2 separate regions of the Homo sapiens genome follow, and region 2 is linked to region 1. A link is a loop called in an ENCODE intact Hi-C map of the cell type or tissue named here. Cell type or tissue: GM12878. All regions are shown on one strand.

Region 1 (2,500 bases):
ATGGGATCCCCTGCCTGGAGAGACGGGGTCCCCAAGAGAGACGGGGTCCCCTAGAGAGGCAAGGGTCTCCTGGAGAGGAGGGAGGCCCCTAGAGAGGCGGGTGTGTCCCCAAGAGAGGCGAGGGTCCCTAAGAGAGACGGGGTCTCCTAGAGAGGCGGGGGTCCCCTGGAGAGGCGGGGGGGCCCAGAGCAGGGGCTCCCCTGAGGGGGAAGTGCTGTGGAGAAGGGAGTAAACTCGGCCAAGGTAGTGCGGGAGAAGCGGAAGCCCCAGAGAGCCTGGGGCACCGGAAACCGGGGACCCGCCAGCGGCGCCTGCCCCTTACTCACCGAAGTTGCTCGGCGCCCTCGCTGACGGCGGCCGACGGCCTCGGGCGGCGCAGTCCGGTCAGGTCTTGTGGCGTCCCGCGGAGGCGACTCCCTCAGGTGGCGCCCGCGGCGGCCGCTGTGGCGGCGGCGGCAGCGGCGACAGGACAGACGACCGACCGACCGACTGCGCGGGCGGCGCGGGGCGCGCTCGGGCGGCGGGGGTGCGCGTGCGCGCGCCGGGGCGCTGACCCTGGGCGGGAGGAGCCGCCGCGCAGCGCTCGGAGCCGCAGCTCAGTCTCGCGGCTCAGTCTCACACTGAAATTGCCCGCTTCACAGCCCGGCTTCCCCGGTTGCTAGGCAGATTTCGCCTCGCACACTTCCGGGTTGAGGCGCGTCTCTCCGAGTGAAGGCGCCACAAGCCAATGAGGTCCAGCCAGGACTCCCAGGACCCGCACCCCATGGAAGGTGTGGCCAGCTTCATGACAGACAGCGCATGACGACCAGTGAGTGCGCGGGCCGGCTGGTTCTCGGGATCGCGCCGCCGGCCGGGGCGGGTCCGAGGAGGCGGGACGGAATGACTGACAGGCATCCTGCCAATGGTAGATGGGAGCGGGCCGCAGAGCCACTCAAGGCCATGCGGGGGCGGGACTTAAACTTCGGGGCGGGAACCCCGCGAGGGGCGGGGCCTAGGGGGACGAGTCAATTCGTGGCCGGCTCCCTGGGACCCCGGAGGGCGGATCGCCTGGGCCACCCGGCGGCCGGCAACTGGCTGGGCAGGGGGTTCCCCGCAGTGCTCTGCAGGGGCTCCCCACCCATAATGCACCGGAGGCGGCCTTGGCCAGGCGGGCGTGGGGCAGCTACGACGGGCTGCGAGCGGCGCCTCTGAGGAGCCCGGGCGCTTCGTGGCCTGGCAGTGTTTCTAAGGGGCTCCGGTGGCCGCGCGCTCTTTCTGCCTCGTCTTGTGGCTTCGACCCTCTCTATCCAGGAGAATCTTGGAGATTCTGGCGCGCGCCCCGGTTCTGAGAAGACTCTGCTTCGGGATTCTTTTCCCTGGCCCCCGTTCTGAGGAGGATCTTCGGAAATCTTGCCCCGACCCCTCTTCTGAGAGAGTTTGGGGGTTTCTTGCCCTGCCCGGTTTTCTGAGGACAATTGCCGGGATCACGATTATGTTGTAGATTCGGGACCCCAGCTCTGTTTCCTAAGAAAACATGGGAGTTCGGGATCCCTAAGGAGCATTTGGAGAATCCAGGGTCCACCGCCTTTTCCGAGGAATATTTGGGGCACATACACTCCTTTTCTAAGCACTCTTGGGGGCCGCTCTCCCTGTCCCTCCTTTATCTGAGGAAAGTGAGGGCTGCGCGCCCCCCTCCACCTTCGTTTCTGAAGATATCTTGGGGATTTTCTGCCTCCCCTGTTTTCTCACTACACGAGGAATTTGGGACTTCAAGCACCTCGCCTCTCTCCAGAGAAGGATGGCAGGAGATGGGCGCCCCTCACCCCTTTACTAAGGAAATGCGACCGGGCGCGGTGGCTCACGCCTGGAATCCCAGCACTTTGGAAGGTTGAGACTGGAGGGTCGATTGAGCCCAGGAGTTTCAGACCAGCCTGGGCAACATGGCAAAATCCTGTCTCTACAAAAATTAAAATCAAAATGAAAAAATCAGCAGGGGTGGTGGCGCACACCTGTAGTCCCAGCTACTCCGGAGGCTGAGGTGGGAGGATCGTTTGAACCGAGAGGTCGAGGCTGCAGTGAGCCAAGATCGTGCCACTGCACTCCAGCCTGGGCGACAGAGCGAGACCCTGTCTCAAAAAAAAGAAAAAAGAAAGTTATCGGGCGCGGTGGCTCACGCTTGTATCCCAGCACTTTGGGAAGCCGAGGTGGGCGGATCACCTGAGGTCAGGAGTTCGAGACCAGTCTGGCCAAGATGGTGAAACCCTGTCTTTACTAAAAATACAAAAATTAGCCGGGCGTGGTAGTGGGCGCCTATAGTCCCAGCTACTCGGGAGGCTGAGGCAGGAGAACCGCTTGAACCTGGGAGGCAGGTTGCAGTGCGCCGAGATCCACCACTGCACTCCAGCCTGGATGACAGTGAGACTCCGTCTCAAAAAGAAAGAAAGAAAAAGAAAAATGCGAGGGAGTTGTGCTCCATGTGCTTTTCTAAGCAGCATCTGAGTGTGGGAGGAAGGGGTCCCCT
Region 2 (2,500 bases), 87 kb before region 1:
ATCAAATGATCAGCCAGTGCATTCTCTGGGCAGGGAAGTGACACAGATGTGTCACCCCACCGCCCTCTTGGTGACTGCAAAAGTCTAAAAAGAAAGACAACGGCAATGATTCTAATTGTCATCAAGGACACCAGTGTCACCAATTGCGACTGGTTTTGCAGGCCCAGTAAACAGACTACATTTCCAGTGTGTTTTACAGTCTGTCACTGGCCACAAGTGCTTGACCAGGGAGCTGAAGGCCAAAAAAAACTAAAGCCAAGATCAGATCTAACAGCACAGATGCTACTTTGAGCCCCAAAGTGGCCAAGGAACACACATCCCAGCCTGCCCCGTCCAGACCATGGGGCAGGCCTTTGGTCCAAGTGCTGCCCCCTCCCACAGCAGACAAGCCACTCATGGTACAAGGGGAGGTGGGGAAGAGAAGAGCAAGACACAAGAGCTGCCTGAACGCCACACACCACTAACGGGGACAACTTGCCAGATATCCACCTAGGCTGTGTTGAAGTCTGCCCAATCCATGGACCACGGAAGCCACAGCCCAGTCTCCTCCCAGGTGAAGTAAGGAAATGGAGACGGTGAGCCACATCGGCAATGGCAAGTCCTTCTTTCCAAGACCTCTGCGCTTTCCTTCATGACATGGTCTTCCAAAAAAATAGCTGCATAAATCAGATCCTGTCTTGATTACCTCTCTACCAGAGATCAGCATAGTACCTGGCATACAGCAGGTCTGGTCCTGGACCACTGACAATCCAATAAGAGTTGACACTTCAGAAAAGGCACATACAAACACATCCTCAGTGAGGTGTGGCCATTCACAGAGTTCTCATTCCCTCACCCCATGCAGGCCCAAGGTGACTGAGGGACCCTCAGTCCTTACCTTTCAGTTGCAGGACCCCTGGAGAAGAGCCGCATTTTTACTGAGCAACGTGCTCTTCCATCCAAAAAAAAAAACAAATCAAGGCTGGGTACAGTGGCTCACACTTGTAATCCCAGCACTTTCGGAGGTTGAGGTGGGTGGATTACCTGAGGTCAGGAGTTCAAGACCAGCCTGGCCTACATGGTGAAACCCTGTCTCTACTAAAAATACAAAAATTAGCTGGGCGTGGTGGCAAGTACCTGTAATCCCAGCTACTCAGGAGGCTGAGGCAGGAGAAACACTTGAACCTGAGAGGCAGAGGTTGCAGTGAGCTGAGACCACGCCACCACACTCCAGTCTGGGCAACAAGAACGAAACTCCATCTCAAAAAAAAAAAAGAAAAGAAAACAAATCAAGCTATTTCCATCTGGGTGTGGCCAGTTATTTCTGAAGATCAACCATTTGAAAGAAAGAGACTCTCCCCTACAGGAAAGTGCAGGACTGGATCTGCTACTTATCACAAAAACAAAACAGAAAGAACCGGCCTGGTGCCGTGGCTCATCTATAATCCCAGCACTTTGGGAGGCTGAGGCAGGAGGATCACTTGAGATCAGGAGTTCAGGACCAGTCTGGGGAACATAATAAACCCCATCTCTACAAAAAATTTTTTAAAAAGAACAACAGAAAAACCCCATCCAGGTGTAGTAGCATGCATCTATGGTCCCACCTACTTGAGTGGCTTGAGCCGAGGTGTTCAAGGCTGCAGTGAGCTACGACTGCACCACTGCACTCTTGCCTGGCCGACAGTGCAAGACCAACTCCAAAAAACAGAGAACCAAAAGCAGCCTCCTCTGCCTGCCAGCTCCAGCCTCATCTGACAGTCCAGACTCGGCATAGGGGCAGCACATGCCCACGACCTTTGGATTGGCCTCACAAAACCAACAGACTCACAACTTCTACCTCTGCGGGTTTTGTTTTTCTGTGTGCACATTTATGGATGCCACAACAGAAACCAAACTATTTTAACCTTCATTTAATTATTTATTTTTAACATCCATATTGAGGTATACTTTACATACCGCAAAATTCAGCCACCGTAAGAGTACCATTCAATGATTTCAGTAAATTTGTGCAATCATCACCACGATACAATTTTAAAATATTTCCATCTTCCCAAAACGTGCCCATGTGTTGTTAATCACTGCTCCCACCCACCCCCAGCCCTGTCCTAGTCAACCACTGGTCACTTTCCATCTCTCAAATAAATTTGCTTTTTGGGGGGACATGCCCTGTAAGTGAAACTATACAACAAGTAGTCCCTGCATCTGCTGTATCCTCCTTAGCGTGGCAAGTCTGAGATTCAGCCATGTTATGGCACACATGAGTAGTTTATAAAGCTGAACAGTAATCTGGTATATAGAGGTAGCAGGTTTGTTTTATCCATGGGACACTGGGTTGCTTCCACTTTTTTTTTTTTTTTTTTTGAGACAGTCTTGTTCTGTCACCAGGCTGGAGTACAGCGGCACGATCTCGGCTCACTGTAACCTCTGCCTCCCAGGTTCAAACAATTCTCCCTCCTCAGCCTCCCACGTAGCTGGGACTACAGGTGCACGCCACCACACCAGGCAAATTTCTGTATTTTTA

What was found. A loop is a pair of places that touch in the nucleus more often than their neighbours do. Peaks named below come from ENCODE experiments on the same cell type or tissue, not always from the same donor. Only the 100,000 strongest peaks of a DNase experiment are listed, where the experiment ranks them.
Region 2: it touches region 1 in a loop (2.3-fold over the local background); 21 of 110 quality-filtered maps call a loop at or near these places.

The regions. Positions count from the first base shown.
Region 1 is chr19:19,383,965-19,386,464 of GRCh38, reverse strand. LOC124904656 (a long non-coding RNA gene) reads left to right here and starts at 328. Exons shown (of 2, transcript XR_007067163.1): 1 at 328-808. It also overlaps a transcript of GATAD2A not described here. RefSeq lists silencers at 399-538, 879-1,218. In GM12878, a CTCF peak has its summit at 1,065; a DNase peak (open chromatin) is centred at 814; H3K4me3 peaks cover 1,214 bases; H3K27ac peaks cover 1,098 bases.
Region 2 is chr19:19,471,093-19,473,592 of GRCh38, reverse strand. All of the region lies in intron 2 of GATAD2A (GATA zinc finger domain containing 2A), which reads right to left. Among named protein-coding and RNA genes, the nearest start is that of MIR640, 37 kb to the right of the region's middle. RefSeq lists enhancers at 1-235, 236-928. In GM12878, no CTCF peak of the experiment used is centred here; no DNase peak of the experiment used is centred here; H3K4me3 peaks cover 475 bases; H3K27ac peaks cover 552 bases.